Regions from separate parts of the Mus musculus genome. Here region 2 is linked to region 1. A link is a loop called in an ENCODE intact Hi-C map of the cell type or tissue named here. Cell type or tissue: left cerebral cortex. All regions are shown on one strand. Links, peaks and the distances in the headings refer to the core of each region. The heading gives the core; the rest is flanking DNA.

Evidence for each region. Hi-C counts contacts between places; a loop is a spot of excess contacts. Peaks named below come from ENCODE experiments on the same cell type or tissue, not always from the same donor. Only the 100,000 strongest peaks of a DNase experiment are listed, where the experiment ranks them.
Region 2: a loop joins it to region 1, with 2.4 times the contacts of the local background. A loop is called at or near these places in 1 of 42 quality-filtered maps.

What each region holds. Positions count from the first base shown.
Region 1 is chr12:52,634,544-52,642,358 of GRCm38, reverse strand. Gm35239 (a long non-coding RNA gene) reads right to left here. Exons shown (of 7, transcript XR_001780617.2): 4 at 2,328-2,417. Among named protein-coding and RNA genes, the nearest start is that of Gm23296, 34 kb to the right of the region's middle. In left cerebral cortex, for the core only: CTCF peaks have their summits at 4,347 (motif pointing right) and 6,649; DNase peaks (open chromatin) are centred at 3,150, 4,376, 4,698 and 6,715; H3K4me3 peaks cover 524 bases; H3K27ac peaks cover 976 bases.
Region 2 is chr12:52,385,814-52,393,628 of GRCm38, reverse strand. No RefSeq gene overlaps it. Among named protein-coding and RNA genes, the nearest start is that of Gm40423, 28 kb to the right of the region's middle. In left cerebral cortex, for the core only: no CTCF peak of the experiment used is centred there; DNase peaks (open chromatin) are centred at 3,133 and 3,866; H3K27ac peaks cover 1,150 bases.

The sequences.
Region 1 (7,815 bases), core at 1,954-6,953:
AAAAGAGAAGGAATAGTGTTCTAAACACACACTAGGAAGTCTGGCAGCATCCCCCAGGCATCCTTTGCTTGACACTAGGTACATTTGGTGTTGATCTGCTTGCCTGATTTGTTTTGGTTTGTTTCCCTGTTATTTGTTTCAGACAGTCTTAGCATGTGGCTGGCCTTGAAGTCAACGCAGCCTACCTCAGCTTCTCCAGTGAGGTCTGAAAAAAAGGCTGATATTGGTTTTAAGGGTTTTCTGTGGAGTCTGAGTCTCCTGGATGCCAAAAGAGGAGAGTTCAAGCCAACCTCACCTGTCTTTTCTGCGCCTTTAAGTCATCCAAAACCTAATGACAGCCTGACTTGGGCAGCCAAAGGTTTTAGTGTTGATTTTTTTTTGTAAAGAAAAGTTTAGACTTTTCCCAAGACATCAAAAGGGGGAAGAGATGATGGTGGAAGTAGAGCCTAGGGGGTGACCTGAACCACACACTGGGCAGGCATGTTCAGCCTAGGGGATGACCTGTGGCACACTGGGCAGGCATGTTCATTTTGAGGCTTCCTGCTTGCCTAGCTAGGCAGTGGACAATTATTGAGCTCCTATTTTCTGCACCTTTATATAGAAAGTCTGCTCACTACTGTGCCATGTGATTCCAAGACATCTTAGAGGAGGGCCTTGCAGACAGCAGATGATCCTGAGTTTGAGAGCCAGTCCCTGGGGCCTCTCCTGGGCTCTTTCCCGGGACCTCTAAGTTAGCCCCTTGCTTCTCTCAGTGCTAGCAGTGGAGCAGAGTAAGGAGACTGAACCCCTGCTGATGGCAGCTGAGCCCAACAGCCTGGGAAAGCTGCTTTCTTGGCAGCATACTGCTATCAGGCTGGATAGTTTCAGACATAAGTCAGGAAGTCAGAAATGTATCAGTTCTAAGCTCCATTCACTTGCTATGTAAACTCTCACGTTTTTAAAATACCTGTATGTCAATCCTACAGGACTGGAACAGCCTATGGGAAGAAAGCTTATTTCGTCTCACCATTTCAGAAGTTTTGTTCTCTTGTCATAAGGACACATGGCGGAGGTCATGGTGTCAGGAGTGTGTAGCAGACAATTGTTCACAGGGCAGTAGACCATGAGAAGAGAACTTGACTAGAACCAAGGGTGGTATGACCTATGACCTTCAGAGGCCCACACTAAGGACTTATTAGTCCTGCAACCAGGCCCCAAACTCCTAAAAAGCTCCACAGTCTCCAAAATAACACCATGAGCCTGAGGTCAAGTTCTTGCAAAGTGAGGATGTGGAAGCCATTTCAGATTCCGACTGTAACAGCATCTATAAGATGCTTCCCTTACCTGGAAAGCAAAGAACAAACCAACTGAAGAATGAATTACTCACATGACACACTGAGCATACAGAAAGTTGTTGACATTTATGCTTCCGTATGGCCAGAAGATCCATGACTGAGGGAAAGAGAGACAAGAAAACACCTCCTCCCATGTTAAGATGGAAGCATACTTACTCTAGCCACTCAGTTTAGTAGGTATTTCGAAAGACAAGTGGGATGGCAGGACTAAACCCCACAGGGAAAGAAACACATATGGGGTCACTAACAGAAGACTGTGACCCGGGGAAATAAAGGTGCAGCTTCCGTATTTGTCTTCTTCCTAATCTTCCTAGGGAATTCACAGTTCCCGTTGTTGTTGAAACTGGGATTTTAAGATGTAAGTGATGTTGAGATGCCATCAGCTCTTTAATACAAGGAAGACTGAAGAGAAGGGAAGAATTCCAGGTAATACAACTTGGCATGACTTTGTTAACAGGCCAAGTTCTATCTGGTCACCTGCTAAAGAAAACCATCATTACATTGGCTCTGTTTATTGTGAGGGAGTCATGCATGGCACAGCTCCCCTGTAGAGGTCAGAGGGCTCCCCTATGGAAGCCAGTTCTCAGCTTCTACCATTTGGTTTCGAAGGTGAAACTTAGGTCGCCAGACTTGGAGGCGAGTGCTTTTACCTGCTGAGCCTTCTCCCCAGCCCCTGCCTGGTCACCTTTAGCAAGAGAGGATTTAGAGCAAATTAATTCTATCAGCTCTACCACTGGGGTGAGATGGGTAGGAAAATACCCATCTTTATCAAAATTTTGGCTACAAGGCAACCCCTGCAAACTTTTGTTTCTGTTGAATTTTTTTTCTTCACTTTAATGCCTTTCTTTGAAAATATTTAAAAGTCTAAAATATTTCCCAGATGATACAGATCTGCTGAGTTCTCAGCTAAGTTGCAAAAGCTTAATGAGATCACTTCTTGAACATAATTGTAACAGTGTGTCCCATGTATGTAAATCGGGGGTCCTTCTTTACCTTCTTCATGTGGCCTTGAGGGTACAACTTCTGTGTGTGTCCATAAGACTCCAATCTCTGAGATTCTGATGGCTTCCGGTTGTTCAGAAACTGTTATCAATAACAAACAAACAAAAACCCATTTATTCCTTGGGACCATCTATTTACAATGAAGTCACCTTGTGACTTTCTGGATTAAGTACAAATTTTCTCAGCCCCCACCTACTCCGATCACATCATCTACCCTCTTTAAAGTTAATTTTAAAGTAAGTTTTAATTCAGGTTTTCTCTACTACCAATTTTCAGTTCTGGTTACATGAAGCCACCTACCATACCTGCCTCAGCCAGGGTAGGTCTTCTTTTTTCCCCTTTTAATTGTCACAGGTTGCCTGAATTAAAGCTTCAAAACATTTGGGGGAAATTCATAATGATATTCCTTAATAATAAAGTCAGTTTTATTCATTTAGTAGCTATTATTTTTTCAGCTAATCATAGATATTAAAATGCTGTACTCCTGTGTAAAAAATATTTCCAAAGCATTGTGTGTTTGAGAAATTTCAATAGGGCGACAAAGCTGGGCCTCCACACCCTGTCCCAGTTGCTTTGAGGGCCTGGCTGCCAAAAAAATCTAAGTTTTCCCCATGGGAGGAGCATACACACATCCATCCAGGAAGGGCATCCTCCTGCCAGAACTCCAGAGAAAGTAAACGACCTGAAGGACGGTGAAATCAGGCCAAGCATTTACTACAGACAAGATCCGTCTAGGAAGCAGCGACCCAGTTAGTGAGGAGACGCTACCCTCATTCCACTGTGCTTTTATTTTTGTGTTCCTATGTGGGTCACAGCACAGAAAATTCTATGGCGAATTTTCCAGGGAAAAGATGGAAGTCACAACTGAGAATTGTTGACCCCACTTTTTTTTCTCACAAGTTGTCACATGAAAGAAAAGCTGAGACCATAGGGTTTAAAAACTGTGCTTGCCCAAATTTGGAGATTTTATAGATCGGGAAACATTTGCAAGGAGTTTGATTTATTGCTACTAACATTTTCTTTGGCCAGGAAAATGAACATTTTTAATTCTTGTCACCAAAATTCCTTCCCTGAGAAAGATGTAAATGTCTACCCTACACACACCCCAAATCTCAATGACAAATCAAAGTTTGGAGTCCACTAAATTTGACCTCAGGGGACCAGAACGTTGATGGGACTTATGTGTACAGCATGAGTAAAGGGACACTGACAGCAGCCCCAAAGCAGCCACACCGCAAAGTCTTCACGCAACATGGATGGTGGCTTCCTCATAGCTGCTGGATGGACACTCCCTTCCCTAATCTACCCCAGCTTGTATGCCTCAGCCTTTCCCAGACGCTGAGGCCACATGCAATTAGAGCAGAACTGTTTGTAAACGACTGGGGAAAGTGGCCGGACGCACTACTGAGAGTTCAACGACTATCCATCACTTCTAGGAAGTGATGACAACAGCCCTCGGTGGTGCACGCTAGCAATGGGTAAGGCTTATCTCAGGAAGGCTGCAGCAGTTTGTCTAGAGGATGGTACTTTACGCCTCTGATCTGCATCACTTAATAAGAAGCCGTGTTGGCACTCAGGAGTAGGGAGACTATAATCCTTACAGAGAGAAAGAGGCTATATCTTTTCTCAGTGGGTCAGTTGGCCCTCCTGCTTACGTAGTGCCTAACTTGGATTAGATATTTTGTTTTGTGTTCACTTTAAACCAAAGCAAACAGGGAACACCAGGCAACACACTGGATCCCTGGCGTTCTGAAGCTTGAAGATGATGTGAGGACCCTTCGCGAAGCAGCCCAGGCCTGAGCTGGGAGAGCGAGCTCAACACAAGTCAGAGGAGAAATCCCTGTGGGGTAACCAGCTCCCAGCCTGTGAGAGTCGATAGGAAACCAACCGCACAGAGACTGTAGGCTTTATTATCTGCCAGCCTTGGGAGTGGGCCCGGGTGGAGAGGAAGAGGGCCCAGAACTGCACCAGCTTCTTTGCTTCTCAGCTCTCAGAACTTGCTGAGCCCTTTCCAGCAGGTGGCAGAACACTCACATAGAAAATTCCAAAACCACCCAGCTTTTTTTTTTTTTTTTTTTTTTTTTTTTTTTTTTTTTTTTTTTTTTTTTGTCTCTCAGAGGTCCTTGGTATCAGTTCTTTAAAAGTTAGCGGGGCTAAGGGTGTGCTTAGCAAGCACGAGTCTCTGAATTCAATCCCCAACGTGAAAAACATTTTTTTTTTGTAAATGCCCGATGTGTTGGAAAGGATTCTGCATATTTTAAAGCCGCACTCACACTCCACCCTACAATCCTGGTTACATGATACTTTGGTTTTCACAGAGAAGCAGAAACTGCAGGAAGAAGCATAACACAAGGAAACCCTGGATGATCAACTGCAAAGGCTTGGATCAATACCATCTCCGTGTTAGAAACCCAGCGCGTAGCTTCTGCATTGAAAACAGCACTAGTCCCAACAGAAGCTTTCACTGTCATCTGTCACCTGTGTTTGTGGAGATGCAATTATAGTATATATAAAAAAAATCATCCATGGACTTGGCATTGCCTCTTTTTAAGGAGAAAAGCTGTGCAGTTGTCAAAGTTACACAGGAGAACCACCATAATTCAGTGTCTATTTCAGGTACTACACAAGGCAGATGGCTTGCTTTCTAGGACTAAGGATCTCATTCTGCAGTGCCCTGCCCTGAACAAGAAAGGTAATGGAAAAACATCCCATACAAAAGGAAAACCCACACCATGTAGTTCTTAAAGAAGCCACTGCAACTTAGGAATCGGGACTACGACTGTGAGCTTTGTGAGTAATTTTGAAAAATAATTTGAACTACAAAAGTAAGATTAACTGTGTTTCTCCCAAACATCCAACAATCATATCCACAGTACCACTCTCAGGCCTAAGTAAATGCAAGTCAGGAAATGAACCTGAGGGGTTGGGCAATGGTGGCGCATGCCTTTAATCCCAGCACTTGGGAGGCAGAGGCAGGCAATTTTTTGAGTTCGAGGCCAGCCTGGTCTACAGAGTGAGTTACAGGACAACCAGGGCTACACAGAGAAACCCTGCCTCAGAAAACAAACAAACAAACAACCCCCCCTAAAAAACAGAAAAAAGAAAATGAACCCTAGAATAAAAATCCTAGAAACACTTAGCAGCTTGAATTTGATTATTAGATTCATACTCCCTCTTCATGCTCTCTTCTTTGCTTTTCAGGTTCAGTCTGGTCTTCCCTCATCCCCAAATAATAGGGTCCCCAAGATGTCCTATGCTCTGTACTTTCTCAAATGGTATCTGCCTCCTGAGACAACGTTTCTTATTGCTGGAAAGGACCTGGCAGGAGCCAATGCAGCTGTTTCTATGGGGAGTGAAACTTGACCCTGAGAAACAGAGTCCTTAAAGCCACAGCTCAGCACCCCTAGGGTCAGGATTTACCCCATCATCACCGTCCTGTCACCTCAAGGTTTGTCATCTTCACCATTCAAAAGTACATGGCTCCATCATTCTTTCTTTAGAAAATAGCCCTTTGGTGGACCCGGCATTTGGGATTACACTTTTTTCAGAAGAGACAGGCAGGGCAAGCAGGAGACAACATCTTGAACTATATGGGTACTTTCCATTTGAGGAATCACGCTCTGCCGGTATGTGACTCATGCTCAAAACATACAAACACCAAGGTCTAAGCTGTGGTGAGCTGATCCTTGGCAGCTGAACAAACTGTAAGCTCCATGAGAGTGGGCTCTGTTGTCCCCATTCCCATCCCCTCTGCCTCATCTCTCCATTGCCACCGTCACCACCACCTTCTTTATAGTTCCCTATCTTACTTGGATCTAGAACTTTTCATCAAAACTCTATTACTAGTAAATACCTACCATCCACTGACGCTTTGATAGCCTTTAGTTTATTGTTTGACATCTCTAGAATTTCAATTTAACCACCTTAAGGGGAAAAAGACGTTTGCCCCCATTGTAGGCCTCCAATCTGAAAGATCAGCTGCAAGACCTTTGTGACCAAGCCCTAACCACTCTCTCTGTGCACAGCCAAGTTTTTCAGCCTTTGGAAGACTAGCAAATTGTTCACAAGACCAGCTCCCTTCTCCAGTGACCTACTGATCCCCTCCTACTCTCTGGCTCTTAGCATATGCATTCTTTTCTAAAGTAATCTAAAACCTAACTTCCTGCTACCTTCTTTTTTTCCCAGCTGTCCAGACCTAGAAAACACGATGATATTGCTTATTTAGTTCTGCCTGTGATGCTCAATAAACAACAAGATGCCTGTTTGCCACATCCTGTTCCATCTCACCTTATTAGCTGGAGTTCTATTTTCACCCTGTAACACACTAGGGGTTGCTGTTGCAATATCCAGGTCGAAGGAGCTTCAACGCAGACAAGAGAAGTGAGAGAAGCTTGAGAGTCCTGGAAAACATTCTAGCTAAGACTCTGTCTTTAGAAGATGTGTGCAGCACACAATCCCCGGACAAACCTCTCAAGCAGTACAATGTAAGAGGGTGGCTGAAGATCCCCAAGCTGAACGTTTTCCTGTAAGGCTCACTGGCATAACCACGTATCTCTTGATAACTGCTGGCTGTGCCCAGTAATCCTTACTTGCCACCACAAAGTTCTGCTTAGACAACCAAGGAGTAAACACTTCCAGGCAGAATTACACACACAACTGGGCCCACAACAGCTGGGAAATACTTGAGTCTGTCCCTGCCTTTCACAATCATCTTTCTTGGCATTTGATAGCTAAGACTTTGGGAATGAATTCTTTATATACAAATGACTACCGTCAACCTCTGTCAGCCCCCAGTTTAGCTGCACCAAAATGCTCACAGATGGCCACTCCCTGGCTTCAGTCAACTGTTCGTAAACATGACAGGAAATGTTATAGCCTATAGCAAAGGTCTTTTCAAATTTCTAGGCAAGTTGTCATGACAAATGAAGCATTTTGATAAATTGTGGATGTTTTTAAGGTTTTAAAAAAATGAGAGACAGACAGACACATATAGAGAGAGAAAGAGAGAGACAGAGAGAGACAAAGAGACTGTATATTAGGGGGAGGTCTGAGAACAATTTGCAGAGACACATACATACATACACACACACACACACAGAGAGAGAGAGAGACAGAGACAGATAGACAGACAGACTTTGTGTTGGGGGTTGGTCTGAGAACAACTTGCAGAGACCAGTTCTTCCACCACGGTTTCAGGTATGGAGCTCAGGTGGTATTTTTTTCTTTTCTTTTCTTTTCTTTTCTTTTCTTTTCTTTTCTTTTCTTTTCTTTTCTTTTCTTTTCCTTTCCTTTTCTTTTCTTTTCTTTTTTTTTCTTTCCTTTTTTCTTTTTTTCTTTTTCTTTTTCTTTCTTTTTTTTTTCTGGTACAAAAAAAATTTTAATTCATTAATGAAAAAATATCCATTAATTACAAACTTACCTCCTTATGAACAATTAGCATTCCCACATAGAGAATGGATCTGTGTAACTTTCATTTTTT
Region 2 (7,815 bases), core at 1,577-6,576, 250 kb after region 1:
CCCAGAGCAGTGTTTGGAAAGAGAAGACTTTTGTATGAAGGTGAAGATTGCTAAGACCATGAAGAACAGTCATTGGGGATTAGAGAGACCTCTTAATGGTTAAAAGAACTTTCGGCTCAATTAGCAGAACCTGAGTTCAGATCCTAGCATCCACGCTGGGAGGCTCACAAAAGTCTTTAACTCCAGCTCCAAAGACTCTAATGTCCTCATCTGGCCTCTGCAGGCACTTGCACATACATATGCATGCATGCATGCATACATACATACATACATACATAGACACACACACACACGTACACCAGCCAATGATAGATAAATAAATAAATAAGTAAATAAATAAATAAATAAAGCCTTTGGGAAGCACTGTGAAGGCAGGACTGCGAGGCCGTAGAGATGGCTGCCAAAAGCTAGCACATAAAATAATAAGAATAAAGTTGGGTGTAGTGGCACATGACTTTAATTTCAGCACTTGGGGAGGCTTGAAGCAAGCAGATCTGTGAGTCTGAGGCCAGTCTGGTGTACAGAGCGAGTTCCGGCACAACCAGGACTGCTACACAGAGAAACCCTGTCTCAAAAAACAAGAATAATGACAACAATAGCAACAACAACAGCAACAAATTTTTCTATACCCCCTCCAGTGAGGTTCTCCCTCCCTTTTTAAAGTGCCTGGTCTTGAACTCAGTCCAAAAGGGACTCAACATGCTCAAGGCAGCAGGAGTTCAGTGAGCCTTGACCCAGGGTGTTAGTGTTTCACCACTGACAAACCAGTGTCCACGGCTTCACTGCTTGTAGGGGCGTTTTCTGAGTCAGGACGTCTTAGTGCACTGGCTCAGGCATGAGGAAGAGGAAAGGACAGTGCCCTACAACAAGGCAGAGAACCTCATGCCAAAGGACACAAACAAGGTTGCCTTAGAGACCACACCCACCCTCCTTTCCTCATCTCACAGTGGCAAGGAAGCAGAGAGGGCAGAGCGGTCTCAGAGACAAGAAATAACCTTGAAAGTGTCCTGTACTCACAGTGACCTATTCCCTTCAACTAGGTCTAATCCCTAATAGCCCATGCAGCTATGAACCAATCAGTGGACCAATCCATCGTCTAGGAGGCAGGCCTTGGAGATCGGAGCTTGAAGGATATCTCAATCCAAACTGTAACTGCTGCCTACCTGGAACCTAACGCTTTTACCAAAGTAAGCAGGTGGCTCGTGTACTGGAGAAGCAGCCGCTTGGGGGACTAAGCAGAAAGTCCAGAGGAAGACAGCCCTAGGGAAGACAAGAGAATCAGAACAGCAGAAAGATCTTTAAAAAAAACAAAAACAAAACAAAGATTTATGTATTTTATGTATAAGAGAGCTCACTCTGTGTGTACACCTGCATGCCAGAAGAAGGCATCCGATCATACTATAGGCGGTTGTGAGCCACCCATGTGGACCTCTGGAAGAACAGACAGTGCTCCTCTTAGTGACCGCTAAGCCATTCCTCCAGCCCCACATCAGGAAGACCTATATCATGAAGGGTTCTGCCTCACCTGCCACCCCCACTGTAGCCACAGGTTCCCTGGAACTTGCAGCTCGCACTTTTAAAATGGACCTCTAGCCGAGACTAGCCTGACACTTCTTCAAAATATCTTCCAGCTATACCCTTTCCCTTCATTCATTCACCCCTTAGCCTCTCACGCTGGGACACTTACAATGGCTACAATGTGCCATTCTCAGGACAGCCACCTTCTTTCCAGTCTTCCCTCTTCCTAAACTGCCTTCAAATCAACATTAAACTCTCCTATTCAAAGCTCTATACGGATGTCCTCCTAGGTAGTATCTGAAGCTCAGACATCTTTGTCTGGCTTCCAAAATCTTCCAGAAAACCCAGCCTAACTTCTCACACTCATGGGGGCTGGGGTAAGAGTTCTTGTATTCTCCACCTATAATTCCTTCCTCCTCCTCCTCCTCCTCCTCCTCCTCCTCCTCCTCCTGCTCCTCCTCCTCCTCCTCCTCCTCCTCCTCCTCCTCCTCCTCCTCCTCCTCCTTCTCCTCCCCGTCCTCATTCTGGACTCATCTCTGGCTTCACTTCTTAGTCCTTGTCCCTGCAAAGCCCTCCTACTCTGCCTCCTCAGCTTCTTCTTCAGGTACACCCTTGGCCTCCTCAGTCCTCTCAGGCTTCCAGGATCTCTTCTCTGGCTGAATGTGGCACTTAATGAGTTTCTGATAGTTTCCTTTACCTGATTGACATGCAAGGAATCAGAGACCGGGGTTCCCCTTTGCATGGCCTCCAGAGAATCAGGACAGAGAATAATAGCACAGAGACAGGGAAGGGTGATAATTCATACTTGTTGATTTTCTAAGTCAAGGGTGAGCCTGAAGTGTCATCCAACTATACAACAAATGCCTATTGACTGTCAGCTATGTGCCGTGGTCTGCGCCAGTGATCAGAATCTGAAAACGACAGTCAGAGGAAGCCCTTACATTGGTGGATGCGAGATAGACAGTTTAACAAGCAGTTCCAGTCCAGGATGGCCCGAGGGTACCACGCTAGGGGACAGATAGCATGCTAGGAGAGACCATAATGAAGGCACCTAACATAGTTGGGGCATAATGGAAGGTTTCTCTGAATTAGTATTTCTTAAAATAAGAAAAGAGTGTCTTAAAATAGCTAGAAGAGTTTTAGCATGGCTTGATCATTTGGTAGACATTTTAATTTAATTTTTCTCCCATCTACTTAAGACTTACTTTTACGCTGTAAATAGTTATTAAATGGTAATGGAATTGTCTGTGCACACTATTACCTAGATATACCTATTTATCCATATAAGTGACTTAAGGTCATATCTTCCTTAAATAGAAGTCATAAGGGAAAGTGAGTCAGCTAGACCCACAAGCATGAGTATGGAATGGAGACGGAGTAAGGTGAATTAGCCAAGTGTACTCCAGGAAGACCTGTTTGCTTGCTAGATGGGACCATAGTGAAAGCCTGGAGAGCCATCTTCTGTAAGATCTCTGTAGAGTTCATGCTGAACCGCCTGAGATGTTTGGGGTTGTGTTACTTACAAGTGGAGGGTGGGGAGGAAGAGGGAGGGGAGAGGAAGGGACTCGGTGCTCCCTTACTGCACACTCCTCCGGGCCACTGGGTCCTTGTACACCATTGCTATTCATAGCACTTCCTTTTCAGCCAAAATGTGGGAACAATCTGACTGCCAAGCTATTATGACTAGAATGAAGAGGCTGTCTCTATACAAATCTGTACCCACCCCCTTCCTATTACTGAGAGCCAAAGGACTGAGGCCCAGCCCAGCTGGGTCTTCACACGTGCAATAATCTGGGCAGTCCATTCCCCAAATAGAAAGAAGGCAGGATTTATAGGACACTCATTTTCCTGAACTAAGAGTCACAGCTTGGATGTGCTGCCGTTTTATTATGCTGCTTCTGGGTTATTTATTTAATATTGTTTCATTAAAATTTAAAGAACACAACTGGTTTTTACAAATAAAACATGAACTGCCAGAGTGCAAAAATGGATGGTTAAATGCAACAAATGCTTGTAAGCTTCTGAAGGAATTGAAGCGTGGAGTCTGTTCCTATAGGAGGAGAGAGAATGGTTTGTCACTAGAGACTTTTGTAGTCACATGGAGACCAGGGAACAGGGAGCCTCCTGAGCACTGTGAGTGGTCACCGGTTAGCATCTGACATTAAAGTTTTCGGAGTACAGATCTCAGACTCTCCTTTGTCCTTCATGGGGATGGCAAAGGCACACTCAGGGCCTCTCTGACTATTGACGGGTTTAGAGACAGGAAGGCCCTGGCTGTGATATTCAGCCACACTAAATGACCAGCATTATCCACAGCCCTGCAACATGAGTTAATTGTGCTTGCTGGGCTTTGACGCTGGAAACACTGGGGAAGGCTGTGCGTAATTAGGAGCTGGCCTAATGAAAAGGACTTTGCTCACACCACATGCCCAGTTTTTGTCCTCAAAGGAGGGTGCCAGTCTGAGAAAGGGTGAGTCTCTAGGGAGATGCAGTCAGAAAGAATTCTGAGGGTGTGTAGTGATCTTGTTGCAGCGACTTTGGGGGTAGAGGAGAGATTCCCAGGCAGGATTTAGGCCAGGACACTTGCGGGTGATAGACCCAACAGAACTCTGTTGTCACCGCTGAACACAGTGAGCCGCAAGCTCTGCAGTGGAGGAATAAGATGTGTCTGTCTAATAGATTTCTCCTGGTCCAGTGTGAATGGCTTCCAGGCACTTAAAGGACTCAATGGCTGAATATTTCATCTTAATCCCTGCTCTGTACAGGAAACATGATAGACATTATTGGGCTATCCCGACTTAAGATGTACCCTCACACAGGTTGGTTTCAAACCCTGAGGCTCATTACAGCAACCTTTCTTATAAACATTAATAAATAACTCCCATCGCTCTTTAGAAAAACAGAGTCAGTCTTTTCAGTGTCTTGGAGAAGACTTGTGAGGAGGGGATGGGGGTTCTAAGCACAGCTCAGACATGAAACGAAACCCTCTGAACAGAGGCTCTCTACCTGCTAACATTTGTTAAACCACGGGGCTTCCTTAATTTCTCAATCCTTTATCTTGCTTATTTTCTTTTTGAGACAGGGTCTCTATGTTGTCCAGACTAACCTTGAACTTAAAATCCTCCTGCCTCAGCCTCCAATCTGTTGGATCTACCTGCATGTGCCACCCCATGTCCAGTTCATGTGTGATTTCTCTAAAGTGTAAAGGTCCCAGGAATCTGCGTTACAATGTCCTTGTGCTCTTTCCTTCGATCCTGGTTGTGATTTCCAGTTAAGATCTTCTGTGTTGCCCACTTCGGTCATTCAGCTCCACCACAGTTTGGCCGTTGAGTTGTATTCATAAAGGTCCAAGAAGATACGGTCATGCTGAGACCAACCAGCCATTGAGATTCAACCATGACCGAACACAGAACCTCAGGATTTGAGGGAAATGAGGTCTATCTTCTCCAGTGATGTTTCTCCGGAGTGATCTTACTGCTATTAGAAATTCTCCTCCATACTTGGTGAGCGTCGATAACAGCTGGTGGTAGCTAATTGCCATGAAGTTCTCATTCCTGCCCTTGACCCCAGTGCTTCCCCTTCTGCTGTCCCACATTCTTTAAGAGAATAAAAAGGTTTATTTTACTTTATGTGTATGAGTGTTTTGCCTGCATGCACATAAGAGGACCACATCCATGCAGGCGCTCATGGCAAACAGAAGAGGGTGTTTGATGCCCTGGAGCTGGAGTTAGAGGTGGTTGGGAGTCTCCTAAACAAGATGCTTGGAACTCGGATCTTCTGCAAGAGCAACACATGCTCTTAAGCCCCGAACCCTCATCCTACATTCTTAGCCGCAGTGTAGGCTCCTCTATTAAAACCACAGCTACCTGACTGTAAGTCACTTTCTTGCTAAGTTTTTGAAGGCAGGAGCTCTCTCCTACTCATCCCTGTATCTCCATCATCCTCAACAGAGAGCTGAAAAGCAATGGGCAAGTCTTCCAACTTCCTACTTCAGCATGTGCTAATCTCTCTATCAGTCAAGCAAACAAATCTATTTAATAATTCCATAATTCAAAACACATTTCCCCAACTGGCCTATGGAAATATCATTAAAGAATCTGCTGAACTGAACATCTTCCTAAAGCCTGAAGTATTCTCCTGAAATTTGGGTTTAATAGTTCAATAGAAAAAAAAAAAGAAATTAACCTAATTTGTGATGATCTCTTTAGCCAACCCATGTTACTGTATACGCCCTACTACAATTTAGTGAGCTATGCATTTGATGGTCCTTTCTGTAAGTTTGCTGGGACTAACACAAGGGTCCCTAGCCTGTGCTTCCAGAATTTACTTCTGAAATTCAGACCAGCAGATATTTATTCCTTGGTAACTCACTCAAAGCTTGTTATGAGAAGTTCTTCAGTCACAGATCTGAATCATTTTGTTGTCTGAAAGGAGTTTATCTGACCTTAGAGGCTGAGTGCATTTAAAATAATGGCCTGCTCTCAATATCCATAACTGAGATTCACCTACCTCTTCAGGGCATGCTGCCACAGATGGCTATCAGCTCTCTGGTGACAGACTAGATACAAGTACCAGCGTGTTCCTGTCAGGCCCTGGCAGAAGTGGATTTACCATGAAGCTAATGAAGCCTTCATCTTGCATTCTTTTTCTTTACTACAAGTTGTCTTCTAAACTGTATAACTTGGATCTGCCCCTGGGCTTTACAGAAGCTCATATATCTTGCTTCTTCTGGAAGTGTTCTTGTGAGAGATGCTATGACCAGGCTATCAAAACTGCAAGTGCAAAACACGAGTGTAAGCTCTAAGCCCAGCAAGACACTGGCACCAACCTTCACCAACTCACGTTTCCTCTTGTTTTCTTACAATATGGGGACGTTACTCCTTATTTTAGTGTTAGCTGGATGTTACTCAATGTGGACTGACACTAAGTATACCCTGTCTAAAAGTAATTTGGTAAATAAAAATGACTTTTTACTCACTTATGTATGTATATATGTACGTAGAGAATCGTACTGGCAGAATGAGTATTTATTCCATGAAGGAAGCCATCTAATTAACAAGTCCAGAATAGAGAAAATGAGATTTGCAGCCAGGAGAACCGGCTTCTAAACACATGCCAGGAAGCAGCCGAAGGCTGAGCACATCCTTTAATCCCTGTGGGTCTTAGTCTCCTCATTTGGAAAATAGAGATGACAACACCTGCTCGCCAAGATGCTGTGGGAACCAAGATCCTATATACTAAAATTCTTTGTGAATGTTGGCAGTAATTTATAAATGTAGGGTGTTTCTATCACCCTGAAACTCCAAAATTACACTCAACTAACACAACATTTTGTAAATCACAGACTGTACATTCTACTGGGAGGTGTGGGGGGCAGGAGCCAAAAATTTGGCGAACAACTGTACAAATATCAAATGTTCTAACAGGTATATCATCAATTTTTAAAAAAACAAATACAATATCCTTATAAAGGAATCCAGGCCACATCTTTTCTGCACACAGTGACACTAGAGGTTACATTTGGAACCCAGGATCCTTAGACGTGGAACCTTTTCTTGTCAGAAGGTACACACGCCTACAGCTCCTTCTTTAATGGGTTATCTCATTGACGCCCATATTTCATAAGTGCTTACACCTGAAGTTCTAATAGTGCCCCATGTTTGCTCCTGACTGGGTGGTATTCCTCCAGCCAGAGAAATAACCTTGGAAAACAGTCTCGGGTTTCTGAAAGACTTGAGAAATCCTCAAGGCCCTTAGCAATTTCTGAGCACTCAGCTTGCAGGATTAATCGGTTGGGTTGGGAGGCTGTTGCTTGACTTTTCTTAGCTCAGTTGAACAGCAATTTAAACATAGATTCCTCTCCTTACAATCTGTTGTTTTACAAGGAAGGCCTCATTTCACCAAGCCCCATGCACGATGGAGCTTCTAGGCGCAGTAGAGACAACTGCATTCATTACCTCCAGCCCCAACTTTCGGTTCAGAAAGGGATCCAGTTTCAGCTCATTATCTCCAGAGCTCCAGCTTCATCAGTCTCCATTAGGAGGCACGCTGCCTTTCTGCCAAAAGGCACAGAGAGTGAGCACCTCAGTTGCCTGTCACAGTACTGCCACTCACAGCTACGTCCTTGCCACTGGACAGAACCCCGCCTTCCTAACTGACGGATGTCTTCTGTCTTGAAGTGACCCTCTGACTTCCCGAGACAACGGTCATCTCTCCTCTGGCTTGCATTAGTGTACACAGCTTTCCAATCCTACCATAGAAATCTTTCCTCAGCTCAAATAAAACCTTGGTGCCTCA